Linked DNA regions of Homo sapiens: region 2 is linked to region 1. A link is an interaction called in ENCODE POLR2A ChIA-PET data of the cell type or tissue named here. Cell type or tissue: PC-3. All regions are shown on one strand. Links, peaks and the distances in the headings refer to the core of each region. The heading gives the core; the rest is flanking DNA.

The links. Peaks named below come from ENCODE experiments on the same cell type or tissue, not always from the same donor. Only the 100,000 strongest peaks of a DNase experiment are listed, where the experiment ranks them.
Region 2: POLR2A ChIA-PET joins it to region 1 with 17 read pairs; 4 of 35 experiments call an interaction of 5 or more read pairs at or near these places.

Annotation. Positions count from the first base shown.
Region 1 is chr15:45,501,526-45,511,800 of GRCh38, reverse strand. SLC30A4 (solute carrier family 30 member 4) reads left to right here. Exons shown (of 8, transcript NM_013309.6): 3 at 517-663. It also overlaps the pseudogene HMGN2P46. Among named protein-coding and RNA genes, the nearest start is that of SLC30A4, 16 kb to the left of the region's middle. In PC-3, for the core only: no CTCF peak of the experiment used is centred there; no DNase peak of the experiment used is centred there.
Region 2 is chr15:45,643,040-45,653,314 of GRCh38, reverse strand. All of the region lies in intron 1 of SQOR (sulfide quinone oxidoreductase), which reads right to left. Among named protein-coding and RNA genes, the nearest start is that of SQOR, 13 kb to the right of the region's middle. In PC-3, for the core only: no CTCF peak of the experiment used is centred there; DNase peaks (open chromatin) are centred at 4,274 and 7,494; H3K4me3 peaks cover 627 bases; H3K27ac peaks cover 4,933 bases.

The DNA of each region.
Region 1 (10,275 bases), core at 732-8,731:
ACTAGAAATGGATATTCTGGCTGGACACATTGGCTTACGCCTATAATCCCAACACTTGCAAGGCCGAGGCGAGTGGATCAGTTGAGGTCAGGAGTTTGAGACCAGCCTGGCCAACATGGTGAAACCCTGTCTCTACTAAAAATACAAAAATTAGCCGGGCGTGGTGGCACGTGCCTGTAGTCCCAGCTACTCGGGAGGCTGAGGCAGAAGAATCACTTGAACCCAGAAGGCAGAGGTTGCAGTGAGCTGAGATTGCACCACTGCACTCCAGCCTGGGCAACAGAGTGAGACTCTGTCTCAAAAAAAAAAGAAAAAAAGAAGTGGATATTCTCACCAGAAAAATGAACCTATATCTAATATTTTGAATGAAATTTCAGAATACCTTGATTTAATTGTAATGGGATAAAGATTTAGTTAGAAGTTCATGTTTTGTAGGATATTGCATATTTCTAGTTTGATTGCTTGCTTTTTTAAAAAATTAACTTGTTCCTTTTTTCTCCTACTTGTAACTCTAAGGTGGATACATTGCAAATAGCCTAGCAATCATGACAGATGCACTTCATATGTTAACTGACCTAAGCGCCATCATACTCACCCTGCTTGCTTTGTGGCTATCATCAAAATCACCAACCAAAAGATTCACCTTTGGATTTCATCGCTTAGGTAGGTAGTTGGTGTTTCTTTTGCTTTATAATATTTTATAGTAAAACCACAATGAACTATAACCCTGATTAACTGAACTCGTTCCAGTGATATCTTGTTTGAACAAAGCAAATGAAAATAGATAAACAAAATTTATTCAGAAACATCTTTTCCAGGGTACATTTAGCCTAGTCAGCTAAACAGTTTACACATATAAAATTATATGATGATCATTAATCTTCAAAGGTTGCTCCCTATGTCCTGAAGATATCATCAGAAAAAAGTTTACTTTCAGTTTATTGAACAAAGCAAAACCACATGGGTTTAACCCGTTAATGAGCATTAGCTTCTCTCTTTTACTTCAGGTATTTCAGCCAAAGCTACCATAGCTTAGATTTTAAGCAGAGCTATCACAGGTATAATGTATGCTGTGTGGCTGAACTTGACTGCAGCCATCGTATCAACATAATTCTGCAAATGCACACATTTTTATTTGCCTGTTTTGAACAAATTTTAATGTTTAATTATAAAGAGTTAAAATCATACATTGCTATCTACACAGCTCTGCTTCTTACTGTATTACTGTTTTTAAATTTTTTGCTTATTTTGAAAATATGTATAAAATAATTACCTGAACTATTATATGAAGTAACATTTACCCAGATGTCAGACTCAAAAGTAGAACCCAAAAGTTGACATTTAAGTAGCTTCAGCAAAACTTGCCTCAAAGAACTAGAGTTAATATCTGATAATTTCATTTTGTAGGAACACTGATGCTCCTGGCTAATATATCAATCAATTCCTCATCATCTTTTTTATTTTTTAGCCTAAAAAAACTTAGACTGTAGATTTTTTGTTTGTTTCTTTACCTATATTTTCTTTGTATTTGTTTTTTGTTTTTTGCTTTTAAGACAGAGTCTTGCTCTGTTGCCCAGGCTGGAGTGCAGTAAACTTTTTGTTTCTTTACGTACATTTTCTTTGAATTTATTTCTCGTTTTTGCTTTTAAGACAGAGTCTTATTCTGTTGCCCAGGCTGGAGTGCAGTGGTGTGATCTTCTTGCACTGTTGCCCAGGCTGGAGTGCAGTGGTGTGATCTTCTTGCGCTGTTGCCCAGGCTGGAGTGCAGTGGTGTGATCTCAGCTCACTACAACCTCCACCTTCCAGGCTCAAGTGATCCTTCCACCTCAGCCTCCCGAGTAGCTGGGACTATAGGCGTGCACTAGCATGCTCAGCTAATTTTTGTGATTTTTGTAGAGACAGGGCCTACCTACAAGGGGGTCATCCTTTGCCCAGGCTGATGTCAAACTCCTGTGCTCAAGCCATCCTCCTACCTTGGCCTCCCAGAGTGCTGGGATTACAGGTGTGAGCTGCCATGACTGGCCCACAGCATCCAGGACCTCTTACTTAGTGACTGGGTCTTCTGGTGCAAAACTTGACACTGTACCTAAATGGTGATATTCCAAGTAGCTATCCAGGTCATCAGGTTGGAAAATTATCTAGCATCCCCACCCCTCCGTACTCTCAGCTACTGTACAAAAGAGCTAAAGCCCCAAGTGAAGTTTTTCTTTTGTTAAGCTACTGCATAATGCATGTGAATGTGTTCCTGGCCAGGCACGGTGGCTCACGTCTGTAATCCCAGCACTTTGGGAGGCCGAGGTGGGCGGATCACCTGAGATCAGGAGTTCAAGACCAGCCTAGCCAACATGGTGAAACCCCATATCTACTAAAAATACAGAAATTAGCTGGGCATGGTGGTGCACGCCTGTAATCCCAGCTACTCAGGAAGCTGAGGCAGAAGAACTGCTTGAACCCGGGAGGCGGAGGTTGTAGTGAGCCTAGATCATGCTGCTGCACTCCATTCTGGGCGGCAGAGTAAGACTCTTGTCTCTCTCAAAAAAAAAAAAAAAAAAGAATGTGTTCCTAAAGGAAACTCCACTGCTTCTCAACATATTATATAGTCATTTGTTTACTGGTTGCCTTAGGATTTTTAAACAGCTTCAAAATTATTTTTAAACATTAATTTTTTTGAGATTTAAACACCTGCAGTTAAGATCTAAGATGTAAACATATCATCATGGAATGGGAATTTTTTTAACACTGCTTGAGAGAGTACATTTATATAGTCCTGTGGTTCTTAAACTCTTTTAGGTTATAAACCCTTTGGAATTCTGATGAAAGCAGTGAAACACTCCCTCAGAAACATGCAATAACAGAACACAGAAGATGCTACACATATAAGTTAAGAACCCATAATAATGAAACTTCTATTAAATATTAAAGAAGTACTTAGTGTTTGTTCTACATAGTCACTTTGCTTCTTCATAAATAAATACTATGTAAAAATAAGAGACAATAGAACTGACCGGTCCTATTGTGTCTCTGGAATTTTCTATAGAAAGTCAAATCTTTCCCTTTCCTTAAAAGTACTAAGTTCCAAGAAGGTAGACCAGACAGCACCATTTGATTCCTGTCTCTCTGAGAGTCCATTAAGATAAAAACATAGAGGTACCAAAACACCAAAGAGAATTACATGATTGGGTTACCAGTAAACACATTTCCAGAAATTTTTGGAAGTTGTAAAGTACATATGAGTGGGTTGAAGGAGAAAACAAGCCAAGAAGCAATGTGTAGAACATACTCTGAACTAGGAACTGGACCAGCCCAACAGATCTTAAGGCTTAGGGACAGAGATGAGCAGAAATGAGAATTGGGGCTGAAAACGGAAGATTAATTGAATAAGTGGGAAGCCGTTCCCAGTGGTCACTATGCCCCTACCTCCCTTCTTACTCCTACCTCTACTCAGGCAGCCTACACTTTCCGCCAAGTAAAACACCACATAGTTCTTCTAGAAAGAAACTGAACAAAATGTTCAGGGAAAACTAAGAATTAGTGTGGAAGTTGATGCTCCAAAATAAGTCTTACTTTTACCAGAATTCAGATTTCTACCACCTCATATCCTGATTCTCCACCTACTCATCCTAAAGGAATATAGTTATCCTCTGCCCTGCCCTACACCCCATATTAATAACCATTTTAGGCTGGACATGGTGGTTTATGCCTGCAATCCTAGCATTGTGGGAGGCTGAGGCAGAAGGATCCCTTGAACCCAGAAGTTCGAGACCAGCCTGGGCAACATAGGAAGACCCTGTCTCTACCAAAAAATATTATTTCAATTCATTTCTGGCTTATCCTTCCAGCATTTCCTTTTTACAAAGGATAGTTTCCCTATCCTTCTGCCCTAAGTATGAATAGACAACCAAGAATCTTCCAGCATGTGGGAAAAACCAGCACCATGAATTAAAATGACCAAAACTAAACTAATAGAAAAATTAACCCTAAAGGAAAGAGAAGTAACTTAAAGAACCAGGAGAAGCTGGGCATGGTGGCTCATGCCTGTAATCCTATCACTTTGGGAGGCCAAGGTGGGCGGATCACTTGAAGCCAGGAGTTTGAGACCAGCCTAGCCAACATGGTGAAACCCTGTTTCTACTAAAAATACAAAACCTAGCTGGGCATGGTGGTGCCCACCTGTAATACCAGCTGCATGGGAGGCTGAGACATGAGAATCACTTGAACTTGGGAGGTGGAGGTTGCAGTGAGCCAAGATCAAGCCACTGCACTCCAGCCTGGGCAACAGAGTGAGACAAAAAAAAAAAAAAGGAAAAAGAAAAGAACAGAACCAGGAGAAAAGTTTTTAAATTATCTTATTAATATGCTCAGAATAATAAAACAGTAAAATGTTTTGGAAAAATAAATACAAGAAATAGCTCTTTGAAATTAAAATTATTCCTGAAATTTATTATTTATTTATTTATTTATTTATTTATTTATTTATTTTTGAGACAGAGTCTCACTGTGTCACCCAGGCTGGAGTGCAATGGCGCGGTCTCGGCTTACTGCAACCTCCACTTCCCAGGTTCAAGTGATTCTCCTGCCTCAGCCTCCAGAGTAGCTGGGATTACAGGGGCCCGCCGCCACTCATGGCTAATTTTTGTATTTTTAGTAGAGACGGGATTTCACCATGTTGGCCAGGATGATCTGGATCTCCCGTCCTCGTGATCCACCCGCCTCGGCCTCCCAAAGTGCTGGGTTTATAGGCATGAGCCACCGCCCCCAGCCAAGCCTTACTATTAAGAACCTCAGAAAAATAGAACTTAAAAAATAAAAAGAAGTAACCACTTAATGCATATGGTATTTCTTTTTGAGGTGTTGAACATGTTCTGGAATTAGTAGTGATGATGGCTGCACAACCTTGTACATGTACTGAAAACCACTGAATTGTACACTTTAAAATGGTGAATTTTGTTACATGAATTTTATGTCAATTTTTAAAAGTCATCTAAAAAAATGAAAGGGAGGGAATTGTTAAAGATATAGATAGATAGGTATTTCCTGAGCTAAGAAGGTACTCAAGCTTCACACTGAAACTTTTGGGATCTTCTTTTTTTTGTTGTTTTGTATTCTGAAATATTATGAGGGGATATCTAGATATAGACCTTATTTCACTTATTCTGCTCTATGAAATAATGGTGGAAATTTGGAAGAAAAAACTTAGTTTGCTTGAGGAAGATTCAAAGATACATAGAATTTGATGAATAAAGCTGTAAACCAAAGCAGTTGGTGTCCCTGAGTTCCACAGTACCATTGCTTCAGAGTAATCTCTTGAAGTTCTATGGGGAGAGATATATTTACATTTGGACACACTTAAGTAGGGTAGCTCTTGTGATCTCTAATTCCAGACTTGGAGATTCAGGTCCTGAAAACTTCACAGAGGGAATCCCCACAAGAAGCTTGGTTTGTTACCATTCTTGTTGAATTTTGTTTTGTTTTGATGACATGGTGGGGTGGGACAGGGATGGGTTTTTTCTCTGTTGATTTATTTTGTAAATATGCAAAACATGTTGCAAAAGTCAAATTTTATTTTATTAATTTATTTATTTGAGAGTGGGTCTCACTCCGTTGTCCAGGCTGGAGTGCAGTGGCGTGATCTCAGCCCCCTGCATCCTTGACCTCCTAGGCTCAAGCAATCCTCCCACCTCAGCCTCTCGAGTAGCTGGGACTGGGACTGGGACCACAGGCATGCACCACCATGCCTGGCTAACTTTTGTATTTTTTGTAGAGACGAGGCTTTGTTTCCCAGGCTGGTTGCAAACTCTGCAGCCTGTTTCCCAGGCTGGTTTTGAACTCTTGAGATCAAGTGATCCACCCGCCTCGGCCTCCCAAAGTGCTGGGATTACAGAGATAAGCCATCATGCCTGGCCAAAAATTATTTTTTAAAAGAAAACACAGAGAAGTCTTGCTTTCATTCCCCTCCACTCCATCTCCCCATACCATTCCATAAGAGTAGACCCTTTTAATTGGTTTCTAGCCTATCCTTCCAGCACTTCCTTTTGAAAACATAAGCAAATACATATATATGTTCATATCCTGCTTCTCACCACCCTTTTTTATGCAATAGGCAGTATACTGTATACTCAACTCTAGACCTGGAGGCAGTGATTCTATATAGAGTTCCACCTCCAGATCACTTTATAACAGTACATAGAAGCTTCTGGTTTGAAAATGTCAGAGCTTAAAGGAGGAGAACAACCACTTAACTATTCAGATAGAAGTAATATTCCCTTGCTCCTTTTGAATAAAAATTGAAAACAGGATATTGTCTTGGGATTCTGCATGAGGAAGCAGAAAATTAGATTTCCTGGGAATTTCTTCTACACTGAAGAATGAAATTTTACACTCTATCTGACAATAGTAAATATCAAACCATAGCTTAGCTGTAATTGCCATTTTAGTTGTTATATGGATGTGTTTCTGCTTTAAAAGATCACATTCTCTGTAGGCTTTAGATTGGTTTATATTTATTTATGGACTATTGATTGTAGCCTTTTTTTTTCTTTTCTTTCTTTTTTTTTTTTTTTTTAATTTTTGAGATGGAGTTTTGCTCTTGTTGCCCACGCTGGAGTGCAATGGCGCAATCTTGGCTCATTGCAACCTCCACCTCCCGGATTCAAGCGATTCTTCTGCCTTAGCTTCCCAAGTAGCTGGGATTATAGACGTGTGCCACCATTCCCAGCTGATTTTTGTATTTTTAGTAGAGATGGGGTTTCACCACGTTGGCCAGGCTAGTCTCGAACTCCCGACCTCATGTGATCCTCCCACCGCAGCCTCCCAAAGTGCTGGGATTACAGGCGTGAGCCACCATACCCGGTTGATTGTAGACTTTTGATTGGTATTTACAAGGACCCATGAGAGGCAACAAAGAGAAGTTGTCAAGAGAACAGACCCTGAGACCAATAGTTTGGCTCAAGCTCTGGCTCCCTAACTTCCTACCAGTTTGACCTTGGGCAAGTTACCTAACATCTTTGTGCCTCCATTTTCTATTTGTAAAAGGAAACTAATAGTAGTGCCTACTTTATAATAGAGTTATTACAAATATTAAATGAGTTAATATTTGTAAAGTAATTAGAAAAATGCCTGGCACTTCAAAAGCAGCCTTCATTTATTCTTTGGAAATAATTTTAAATGAATTCAAGGTTTATATGTAGCTTTTAGGCATATATACATAAATGTCACTGTAAACTGCAGAATATCCGATCTTTAAAATTTTTTGGTTAAATTTTATCATAATATGGTAACAAATCACATTTATTGCTTTTAGGTGTTAGCGATAAAACAGAGTTTGTCAGTTTTAGTCTCTTATGTAATGGAACAGAAATACGATGAGCCCAGTGGGAGAAAGCAGGAGGAGTTCTTGTCCGTCTCTACTTATACTTTTTGTTTTTTTTAAGTTACTAAATATTTTTGACACTGATTTTTGCTTATGAATAGTTTTGAAGTACCAATGAAAATGGGTTCTCACCCAAGTGAGAATAGTTTTGCTAAAAAGGTAGAAATAAAAGAAATTGAAGGAGCAATTCTACTTGATGGTAAAACAGTGATGTTGTTATATGCTATTCACATTTTAGTTTTCTCCTCTTCCCATTAGTTCTTTCTGTACAGTTTAAACTGAATCTGGAATTTTCTTATAGAGAATTAGCTTTACATGATCAAGTACTGTCTATTTAGTTACTCTGGAGGCTATTACTTCCCCTCTCAGTTCCTCCAAATGGTCTGGAGTGAAGAAGGAATCATTTTTGTTTCTTCTGTAACCCAAAGATTAGCTATTTTTTCTTGTTTTTAAATTTTTATTTATTTATTTATTTATTTATTTTGGAGACTGAGTTCCACTCTTGTTGCCCAGGCTGGAGTGCAATGGCACGATCTCAGCTCACCGCAACCTCTGCCTCCTGGGTTCAAGCGATTCTCCTGTCTGAGCCTCCCAAGTAGCTGGGATTACAGGCATGTGCCACCACACCCAGTTAATTTTGTCTTTTTAGTAGAGATGGGATTTCTCCATGTTGGTCGGGCTGGTCTTGAACTCCCGACCTCAGGTGATCTGCCCACCTCGGCCTCCCACCTCCCAAAGTGTTGAGATTACAGGCGTGAGCCACCATGCACAGCCTGTTTGTTTTTTTTTGTTTTGAGTTCATGACTTTTTTTTTTTGAAATGGAGTCTCCCTCTGTCACCCAGGCTGGAGTGCAGTGGCTCGATCTTGGCTCACTGCAACCTGCCCCTCCCAGATTGAAGCGATTCTCCTGCCTCAGCCTCTCGAGTAGCTGGGACTACAGGCGCCCACCACCATGCCCAGCTAATTTTTGTATTTTGGTAGAGACGGGGTTTCACCATATTGGCCATGCTGGTCTCGAACTCCTGACCTTGTGATCCGCCCGCCTCAGCCTCCCAAAGTGCTGGGATTATAGGTGTGAGCCACAATGCCCAGTGAGTCCATGACCTTCTAAAAGGATTAGCTTTTATTGAATAAAATATTAAATGAGGAAATGAAAATTAATTTCAGGTCTTCTTTTGTCCTGTTGATCTAGGGTAAATAGTTTTACTGTGCCTTTGCTTCTCCTTCTGTAATAAAGAGTTTTTAATATTTACTTATATTGTGGTTAATGTCAAATTACAGCTGATACATGTATCTAATTTGGATTATCTAGTATTCAATAAAAGTATATTACACATGTGAAGGTGTATAGAAACTGATAATAGACAAACAGGCAGATGTATTTCTGAAATTCGTGTGTAAATTATCTTTAGATGAATGGAGTCTTTTTTTTTTTTCGAGACACGGTCTTTTTCTGTTTTCCAGGCTGGAATACAATGACACCATCATAGCTCACTGCACCGTCGAACTCCTGAGCTCTAGAAATCTTACCCTCGCAGCCTCCAGAGTAGCTAGGACTGCATGCATATACCACCATACCCAGCTAATTTTTTAATTTTTTGTACAGACATGGTCTTGCTTTGTTGCCAGGCTGGTCCTGAACTCCTAGCTTCAAGCTATCCTTCCACCTCAGTCTCCCAAAGTGCTGGGATTACAACCATAAGCCACTGCACCAGGCCTGATGAATGGAACCTTTTAAAGTCACTAATAGTCCAGGCACTGTGGCTCATACCTCTAATTGCAGCACTTTGGGAGGCCAAGACAGGAGGATCACTTGAGCCCAGGAGTTGGAGACCAGCCTGGGCAACACAGGGAGATCCCGTCTTTATAAAAAGAAAAATTAGCAGATGTGGTGGCACACACCTGTGGTCCCAGCTACTTGGGAGGCTAAGATAGGAAGATTGCTTGGGTCCAGGAGGTTGAGGCTACAGTGAGCCATGTTCGGGCCACTGCACTCTAGCCTGGGTGATGGAGCAAGACCCTGTCTCAAAAAAATAAAAAAATATAGGCTGGGTGCGGTGGCTCATGCCTGTAATCCCAGCACTTTGGGAGGCCGAGGCTAGTGGATCACCTGAGGTTGGATTTCGAGACCAGCCTCACCAACATGGAGAAACCCCATCTCAACTAAAAATACATGTGGCACATGCTTATAATCCCAGCTACTCAGGAGGCTGAGGCAGGAGAATCGCTTGAACCCGGGAGGTGGAGGTTGCGGTGAGCTGAGATCATGCCATTGCACTCCAGCCTGGGCAACAAGAGTGAGACTCTGTCTCAAAAAAAAAAAAAAAAAAGTAAAAAGTCACTAATATATAATATGTAATAAACAATTGTTTTTACAATGAAATCACCCGTGTTTGATTTATTTATGAGTTTGGATTTTTTAAAAAAAGGATTCGTGTCTGTGAATGATAGTTAGATATTAGTAGTATCATCCTCTATGTCATGTTCTCATAATAATTTATATGTGGTTAGCAGCATTTATCACATCTTTTATAGCTATTTTTATGAAACTCTGTCTCCTAGATGATGAGTTAAATAGGGACAGGAACAGGTAATATTAAACTCTCTGTGTCTGGCACTAATTGTTGGATAGGTGTGGTGGCTCACTCCTATAATCACAGCATTTTGGGAGGCCATAGTAGGAAGTTTGCTTGAGCCCTTGAGTTTGAGACCAGCCTGGGCAACAAAGCGAGACCCCTATCTTTACAAAAACTTTTTAAAAAATTAGCCAGCCATGGTGGCATGCACCTATAGTCTCAGCTACTCAGGAGGCTGAGGCAGGAGGATCACTTGAGCCCAGGAGGTCAGGGCTGCAGTGAGCTATGTGCACGCCACTGCCCTCCAGCTTAGGGGACAGAGCAAGACT
Region 2 (10,275 bases), core at 813-8,812, 140 kb before region 1:
ATTTGTAGTCAGCTAGACACAGGTGTGGGTCCCCTTGGGGCCAGCAGCAGATGCCCTGCCTGGCTGGCGTCTGAAGTGAGGGCAGTCTTGTGGGACTGAGCTTTAAACTACGGGGCCTCCACTAACTCCGGGAGCTAATGCCACAATTGAATTGAATTATTGGGCACCTAGTTGGTATTGATTGGTATTGAAAAAGAGAACATATATTTGATGTTAGAAGTGGCATCAGAAAACATCACTTAGGAACCAACAGTAATTTCTGACATTGACCTAAACCAAGTTTATAGCAACAAGCAGAGAAAGATAAAATTGAAGGAAGCAACAGCCACACAATCTTTCTTTTTTCTTTTTTTTTTGAGGCGGAATCTTGCTCTGTCGCCCAGGCTGGATCTCGACTCACTGCAACCTCCACCTCCCAGGTTCAAGCAATTTTCCTGTCTCCGGCCCCCACGAGTAGCTGGGATTACAGGTGCCTGCCACCACACCTACCTAAGTTTGTATTATTAGTAGAAATGGGGTTTCACCACGTTGGCCAGACTGGTCTTGAACTCCTGACCTCAAGTGATCCACCTGCCTCGGCCTCCCACAATGCTGGGATTACAGGTGTGAGCCACCGTGCCCGGCCAGCCACACAATCTTAACGAGAAGGCAAAAAAAAAAAAAAAAAAAAAAAAAAGGAGGCTCACGCCTGTAATACCAAAACTTTAGGGAGGCTGAGGTGGGCGGGTCACTTACTTAAGATCAGGAGTTTCAGAACAGCCTGGCCAACATGGTGAAACCTGGTCTCTACAAAAACTAGAAAAAAGTAGCCGGACCTGCCGGCGTGGTACCCCGTGCATGTAATCCCAGCTACTGTGAAAGCTGAGGCACAAGAATTGCTTCAACCTGGGAGGTGGTGGTGGCTGTGAGCTGAGATCACACCCCTGCACTCCAGCCTGGGCAACAGAGTGGGACTCTGTCTCAATCAATCAATCAATCAATCACTCAATGGAAGATCAAACTGGACCCTAAAGTCAGCAGAGAAGAAATAGAAAACTGAAAACTTCTGTCAACAAGGAGCATAAATCTGATATGATTTCTTAGTCTCCTCAGAAGATAGCCTGAAACATACAGCTTTTTTAAGAAATAAGAATTAACTACCGGCCGGACGTGGTGGCTCACGCCTGTAATCCCAGCACCTCAGGAGGCCAAGGTGGGCAGATCACTTGAGGTCAGGAATTTGAGACTAGCCTGGCCAACATATCAAAACCCCCTGTCTACTAAAAATACAAAAATTAGCCAGGCGTGGTGGCACACGCTTGGGAGGCTGAGGCACAAGAATTGCTTGAACCCAGGAGGCGGGGGGTTGCAGTGAGCTGAGATCATGCCACTGCACTCCAGCCTGGGCAACAGAGTGAGAGTCTGTTTTTAAAAAAAAGAAAGAAGAAGAAGAAGAAGGAGAAGGAGGAGAAGGAGAAGAAGAAGAAGAATTAACTACCAATGATACAGGAGAATGCAGCCACTTCATCTCTACATTCTTACAAGATGAAATACACTTAAAAATCAAGGCCGGGTACGGTGGCTCATGCCTGTAATCCTAGCACTTTGGGAGGCCCAGGTGGGAGGATTGCTTGAGGCCAGGAGTTTGAGACCAGCCATAGCCAAGATGCCAAAACCCCATCTCTACCAAAAATACAAAAAAAAAGAAATTAGACGGGCATAGTGGCACATGCCTGTAGTCCCAGCTACCTTGGAGGCTGAGGTAGTGAGAGGTGACAGCGTGCTGGCAGCCCTCGCAGCCCTCACTCGCTCTCAGCACCTCCTCGGACTTGGCATCCGCTCTGGCCATGCTCAAGGAGCCCTTCAGGCCGCCACTGCGCTGTGGGGGCCCCTCTATGGGCTGGCAGGGGCCAGAGCCAGCTCCCTCTGCTTGCAGGGAGGTGTGGAGGGAGAGGCGCGGGCGGGAACCGGGGCTGCCAGCGACGCTCGCGGGCCAGCACGAGTTCTGGGTGGGCGTGGGCTCAGCAGGCCCCGCACTTGGAGTGGCAGGCTGGTGCCACAGGCCCGGGCAGTGAGGGGCTTAGCACGGGCCAGCAGCTGCGGAGGGTGCACCAGGTCCCCCAGCAGTGCCGGCCCGCAGGTGCTGCGCTTGAATTCTTCTCCAGGCCTCAGCTGCCTCCCCACAGGGCAGGGCTTGGGACCTGCAGCCCGCCATGCCCCAGCCCCCCAGCGGTGGGCTCCCACACGGGTGAGCCTCCCTGATGGGCGCCGCCCCCTGCTCTGTGATGCCCTGTCCCATTGACCGCCCAAGGGCTGAGGAGTGCAGGTGCGCGGTGCGGGACCCGGGGGCAGCTCCGCCTCGGCTCTGGCACGGGATCCACTAGGTGAAGCCAGCTGGGCTCCTGAGTCAGGTGGGGACTTGGAGAACTTTTACGTCTAGTTCAAGGTTTGTAAAGGCACCAATCAGTACCCAGTGTCTAGCTAATCTGGTGGGGACTTGGAGAACCTTTATGTCTAGCTAAGGGATTGTAGATACACCAATCAGCACTCTGTGTCTAGCTCAAGGTTTGTAAATACACCAATCAGCACTCTGTGTCTAGCTCAAGGTTTGTAAACACACCAATCAGCACCCTGTCAAAACGGACCAATCAGCTCTCTATAAAAACAGACCAATCAGCTCTCTGTAAAATGGACCAATCAGCAGGATGTGGGTGGGGCCAGATAAGGGAATAAAAGCAGGCTGCCCGAGCGAGCGGTGGCAGTCCTTTCTGGTCCTCTTTCGTGTTGTGGATGCTTTCTTCTTTTGCTCTTTGCCATAAATCTTGCTGTTGCTCGCTCTTTGAGTCCACACTGGCATTACCCTTATGTGCTGTAACACTCACTGTGAAGGTCTGCAGCTTCACTCCTGAGCCAGGGAGACCACGAACCCACCAGAAGGAAGAAAGAAACTCCAAACACATTCGAACGTTAGAAGGAACAAACTCCGGACACGCCGCCTTTAAGAACTGTAACACTCCCCACGAGGGTCCACAGGGTGATTCTTGAAGTCAGTCAGACCAAGAACCCACCAATTCCGGACACAGTAGGAGGACGGTTTCAGCCCAGGAAGTGGAGGTGGCAATGAGTCAAGATCATGCCATTGCACTCTAGCCTGGGCGACAGAGCCAGACCACATTGCAAAGGCTTAAAAAAAAGTCAGGCACAGTGGCTCGTGCCTGTAATCCCAGCACTTTGGGAGGCTGAGGCAGATGGATCACTTGAGGTCATGAGTTAAAGACCAGCCTGGCCAACATGGTGAAACCGCATCTCTACTAAAAATACAAAAATTAGCGGGCTGTGGTGGCACATAACTGTAATCCCAGGTACTTGGGAGCCTGAGGCAGGACCCCCACTTGAACCCGGGAGGCAGAGGTTGCAGTGAGCTGAGGTCACGCCAGCCTGGGTGACAGGAAGACTGTCTCAAAAAAACACACACAAAAACAACAACAACAAAAAGCATTGCCCATATCCCACCTTCTCATTTCCCCTTACCCCAGCAATTCTTAAAAAATGAGGCCAGGCACAGTGGCTCACGCCTGTAATTCCAGCACTTTGGTAGGCCAAGTCAGGTAGATCACCTCAGGCCAGGAGTTTGAGACTAGCCTGGCCAACATGGTGAAACCCTGTCTCTACCAAAAATACAAAAAAAATTAGCTGGGCATGGAGGCAGGTGCCTGTAATCCCAGCTACTCAGGAGGCTGAGGCAGGAGAATCAATTGCTTGAGCCAGGGAGGCGGAGGTTGCAGTGAGCCAAGATTGCACCACTGCACTCCAGCCTGGGCAACAGAGCAAGACTCTGTCTCAAAAAAAAGAAAAAGAAAAACATCAATAAATAAGGTAAATTTAACTTTCATTTACCAAATGGCACATGCAATATATTTTATAATCAAATAGTATTATGCTTTTAAGTTAGATTAAAATTCCTCTATTCTAAATTGATTGTGTCCCTCCTTCAAAGGATGGGAATGAATGCTTTGATATGACTGCAGTCTAACTGGAGAAGTAAAGTCCCTGTTGATTGAAAGATAAGACAGCGGACTGGGCATCCCCTACTTCCATCACTGGCCCCTAGTTCCAGACCTGGTCTGGACAAGTCTTTGGGACTTCATACCTTTCCACTACAGCCCTTCCTGGACAAGCAATACAGACTGCCTGTGTCAAAAGCTTCCTAATCTTATGTCACATGACATGGTTTGTGAGCAGCCAGGGCACCTGGCAGAGTTCAAACAGAGCTGCTGGCTAAGCAAGAATTACTCAGAGCATTCTTAATGAAAGATTCACCAAGCCAAGGATTGTCATCAACCCTTCAGCTATTTTTGCTTTTGAGGACACAGTGGGTCTTTGATTTACAATTGTTTCCTCTCAAGCCTAGGCCAGGCTGGGCCCACTCTGCTTTGGGTTTCAATAACCACAGGGCCAACCTTTAACAGATCACCTTTGTAGAACACTTCCAAAATCAAAGAGGAAAACAGTCTAATCATTAAACAGTGTCCAGCTCTTGTTGCCTACTCTGTTCTTCCCGCCAGACCTGGCCCAAGCTTACTGTGAGCTGTTGGTCTGGATCTCTGTAGCTTCCTGTCTCAGGGCACGAATGAGCACTGTGTACACGGCACAGGTCAGGCTTACACCTGGTGCCCAGGTGGAGGGACTGTTGGAAAACTCCTCCTCCTCCTCAACTAAATCCTCCCACTTGGGCTTTCTGGGCGTATTTAATTAATTAAGTCAGCCCTAATGCTATTATCAGTTATTTACACCTCTTAACCAAATATTTTCTTATTTCAAATCCAGAAGACAGGATTTGGTAGGAAAATAATCTATTCTGGCTGGGTGTGGTGGCTCACGCCTGTAATCCCAGCACTTTGCGAGGCCAAGGTGGGCGGATCACGAGGTCAGGAGATGGAGACCATCCTGGCCAATATGGTGAAACCCCGTCTCTCCTAAAAATACAAAAATTAGCTGGGTATGGTGGCACATGCCTGTTATCCCAGCTACTGGGAAGGCTGAAGCATGAGAATCGCTTGAACCCAGAAGGCGGAGGTTGCAGTGAGCCAAGATCGTGCCACTGCACTCCAGCCTGGTGACGGTGGCGCAAGATTCCGTCTCAAAAAAAAAACAAAAAAACAAAAAAACAAAAAACTATCATTGAAATAATAACTAACATTTATTGTTTACCAGTTGTACTTGTGCTGTCTCAAAGACTCCTCATAACCTTATAAATAAAATCCCCATTTTACAGATGATAAAATTGAGGGTTTGAGTAGAGATAGAGAACTTGCCTAAGGTCACATGACTAAGCAACAGAACTTAATTCAAACTATCTAATAATTCAGGAAAAATGCCTGTTGGCTGAAATTATTTTATTTTATTTTGTTTTTGAGACAGTCTTGCTCTGTCACTTGTCGCCCAGGCTGGAGTGCAGCAGCATGATCTCCACTCACTGCAGCCTCCGCCTCCTGGGCTTAAGCGATTCTTGTGCTTCAAGTCTCCCGAGTAGCTGGGATTACAGGCACCCACAACCACGCCCAGCTAATTTTTCTACTTTTAGTAGAGGCGGGATTTTGCCATGTTGGCCAGGTTGGTCTCAAACTCCTGGCCTCAAGAGATCCACCCGCCTTGGCCTCCCAAAGTGCTGCGATTTACCGGCCTGAGCCACCGGGCCTGGCCCAAGCTACTTTAAATTTGAATGAAAATAAAATAATCCCAGCACTTTGGGAGGCCAAGGCGGGCGCACTGCTTGAGCTCAGGAGTTCGAGACCAGCCTGGGCAACAGGGCGAAACCCCATCTCTACTAAAAGTACAAAATTTAGCCAAGCGTGGTGGTGTGCTTCTATAATCCCAGCTACTAGGGAGGCTGAGGCAGGAGAATCACTTGAACCCAGGAAGAGGAGGTTGCAGTGAGTGGAGACTGCCTCACTGCACTCCTGCCTGGGCCACAGACAAAGACCCTGTCTCAAAAAAAAAAAAAAAAGTTAAAGTAGCTTGGTTGAATCCCATGGAGTGAGGTGGGAGGTGAGAGTGAATATATGTTTTGTTTTGTTTTGTTTTTTTCTAACAGAGTTTCACTCTGTTGCCCAGACTGGAGTGCGGTGGCATGATCTCGGCTCACTGCAACCTCCTCCTCCCGGATTCAAGCGATTCTCCTGTCTCAGCCTCCTGAGTAGCTGGGATTACAGGCGCCCACCACAACACCCAGCTAATTTATATATTTTTAATAGAGACTGAGTTTCACCATGTTGGCCAAGCTGGTGTCGAACTCCTGACCTCAGTTGATCCACCAGCCTCGGCCTCCCTGTTACTAAATTTTAGCTTACTAAATAAACTGAAAAGAAAGAAATTAAGTTTTTTTGGCAGAGAAGGGCAAGGTACAATAATAGTACTGATTTAATTTTTTAGGAGTCTTTATCTTTCAGAAATATACACCGAGATTCTTATAGTTGAAATGACTCGGAATTTGCTTGAAAATATTTTAGGAGGTGTAAGTGGGTAGGGGTGTAGATGAAACAAAATGGGCCATGAGTTGGCAATAATTTGAAATCAGTGGATGGATATATATGGGCATTCCTTGTGGCAGTCTATTTTTGTACATGTTTGATGAAAGTTTACACAATAAAAACTTAAAATGAGTGAATGAATGAAAAATTTAAAAAAACTATGTCAGAGTGAACACTGGTTTTGCTCTTTAGTCACTGAAATGTTAAGGTTTGGGCATATTTCAATAATAGCAAGATATTAGCAATACAAGTAATAGCAACACAACTTATAATCATACATCCTCCCATGTGCATAGAGCTTTACAATTCACAGGGCCCAAACCTGAGCCCACACCGGAAGTATTGATATCACTTTACAAATGGGAAAACTGAGTTCCAAGAGGTGAAGTCACTCAAGGGTTTCACACAATGCATCAGCAGCAGGGCCAGAGCTAGCATGAATTCTTTTTCTGACGAGCAACTTTTTCTGAATATCCTTTGCAGCAGCAATGCAGGCATTAGCAGGAGCTAGCAATTCAGAGAAGGAGCAATTCCCAGTCTGCACCTTCCAGCTCCAGGGATGGCCTCTCTGCTGCGATAGGGCAGAACAGAAGAGTCCTGCATCTCTGGGTGGCCCCACATGCTGTCTCCTAGAGGGGCCGGCCTCTAAGCAGGGGCAGATCTGGGTTTTATGGGCATTGAACCCTATACAATTTGGGGCTTCAAATCTGGGGTTTCATAACCCAAAATTACCAATACAAAATTAGATACAATATCCAATATGTATTTTGAATGAGAAAGTAAATCACAACAAATACCTGTATCCTTGGTGAGTCAGGACCCTTTGTTCTGCGATCTCTTTTAGAAAATGTATCAGAAATACAAACATAGCAATGCTTGCTAGTTACAAGCTGGCTGCCTCCTGGAACATGGGAAAACTCCCTGCACCCACAGCCAATAAAGGGTCAAAACAAGATTTAACTGGAGGAGGTGAAAGGAATGAGGGAGGCAACCAAAGCAAACATCATCATTTCCCTATTACATGAAGGACATTCCTGGAAACTGGCTCACAAGATTATAGAAGCTAAGTCCCAATTCTGTAGTCAGCAGGCTGAAGACCCGGGAGAGCCTATGGTACAGTTTCAGTCTCAAGGCCAGCTCAAGACACAGGACAAGCCATGTTTCAGTTGACTCTCAACACAGAAGAACATCCGATATCCCAGCTCCAAGACACTCAGGCAGGCAGGGCTGATTGTCTCTCATTCACGGGAGTGTTCGCCTTTTTGTTCTACTGAGGCTTTCAGCTGATTGCGTAAGGCCAACCCACATTGGGGAAGACAATCTGTTTTGCTCAATCTACCCATTCAAATGTTACTCTCATCCAGAAACCCCCTCACAGGCACACCCAGAATACCGTTTGACCAAATTTCTAGGCACCCCATAGTCCAGTCAAACTGGAACATAAAATTAACCATCACACCCTCTGACTTAAACTCTAAGAAGGCGGGTCTAAATCTGGAAATACCTTAAAAAGGAAATTGTTACTGTCACCTGATTAGCATGACTTTGGTTGCCAAGAAAATGCCAAACATTAGCCCATAAATGAGATCCTTAGCATAATCTCCTCTTAATCCAAAATACATGCAAGTAACGTGTCCAGTAATATTTACAGCACATATCAATGGCACTGCATTAGATACTTCATGAAACCAGGAAGGCAACTGACTGTTTCCCCTTCCTGTCAATATTCTGAATCCTGCTGTATTAATTCTGTTTTTCATTGTCTGTATTTTTTTATGGTTTGACATTTTGGGGTCTTGCTAATCCCAGAGACTGCCCCTCCCAGGACTAGCTAACTCTGAGAGATGGTAAATGGCTTGCCTGGCTTGCCTATGACCACACCTTTGATATGTAAACCAATCAATCCAGAGCCATATTCTGAACCACCTCCTCTATTTGGCTTTAACCCTGCAAGAGGCAATTTTCCCCTGCCCTTATTATTCCAGGGCCAGGCATCAGACAACTACAACTATAGGCAGCTCATGAATCCTGGAGCACTCTAAAATTATTCAAACTAGCCAATCCCAAACCTAGCCAGCCCTTTCCCCTGCCTCACAATACAGTCTTTTGCCTGTTCTTTCCCCTCACTTTTTCTGCCCCTTCACCTACGCAGGTGCTTTCCCATATGGCCCCATGTGAGGTGTTATGCCTCCTGTTTCTAGGGAACTGTGAGTAAGAGCTTCTTCCTTCATGGCAGTCACCTCCTGATCTGTTGGCCTCACCATACTTGATTAAAACAAATCCCAGGTACGTTGTAATACATCTAGATTAAAATGCATGTGCCAACTATTCAGTCAGATGGAAGCTTTTACATGTTTAACACATTTTTGCTCGGCTTCTTCTCCTCACATATCCACTAAACTGTCAGGCGGCATCTTAAAAGCCAGGCGCGGTGGCTCATGCCTGTAATCCCAGCACTTTAGAAGGCCGAGGCAGGTGGATCACTTGAGGTCAGGAGTTTAAGACCAGCCTGGCCAACATGGTGAAACCCTGTCTCTGAAAAATACAAAAATTAGCCAGGCATGATGGCGGGTGCCTGTAATCCCAGCTACTCAGGAGGCTGAGGCAGGAGAAACGCTTGAACCTGGGAGGCAGAGGTTGCAGTGAGCCGAGATCGCGTCACTGCACTCCAGCCTGGGCACAACAGAGCAAGACTCCGTCTCAAAAAGGAGAAAAAAAAAATACGCCGTCTCTATGCCGTCTCTAAAATGCAATTTAATTACATAGTACCGAAGAATGTTACAATTTGTGGGTGATTGAGCTAAATTTTTATAAATTTTTGCAACTAAATAACATAGCTACAGTTTGAGTTTTTAAGGCAGTAACCGCTCTAGAAGAAGCAGCACGTGGCCTTCCTTTCCTTTGTCATATACTATCCTCCATTCTATTGAAACTTAAGATATCTTCTCCACCAAGAAAAATCTTCACATCTATTTTATCCATTTAACCTTGATAAAGGAGGGCATCAGCCAGAAGTGCTCAGAAAAGAAGGTGAGAAACAAGTTTTCTGCAGCATATAAGTCTATGTGCAAATTCAGGTTTATACCTACACTGAATTTGTCTCAATCACACAGGGGCTAAGTTTGCAGAACTGAAAATCAGGAAAGATAATCTAAGCTGAATTTTTATTAGGAGAATTTTTACCTGCGCAAATGATATACGATTAAATTACTTACATTTAGCTATGCTAAATATGTAAGTGTATCTTTGTGAAATAGACTTACATGAAATTCGCATGGTCACAATTCTGCTGCTGTTTAAGAATGTTTCCAGGCCAGGCATGGTGGCTCACGCCTGTAATCCCAACACTTTGGGAGGCTGAGGCAGGCGGATCATGAGGTCAGGAGATTGAGACCATCCTGGCTAACACAGTGAAACCCTATCTGTATTAAAAATACAAAAAATTAGCTGGGCGTGGTGGCACGCACCTGTAGTCCCAGCTACTTGGGAGACTGAAGCAGAAGAATTGCTTGAACCTGGGAGGCGGAGGCTGCAGTGAGCCGAGATCGCACCACTACACTCCAGCCTGGGTGACAGAGCAAGACTCCATCTCAAAAAGAAAAAAGAATGTGTCCACAAGTATTCATTGAGCGCCCACTGTATGTAAGGATGCAAGCTGAGAGACAGCAATTTCTCCAGGCCTGACCCCCTCCCACTCTTTTAGCTAGGGCATTGAGGCTTTACATGGGAAAACAAAGTTCTGGAAAGTGATCGCACAAAGGGGCAG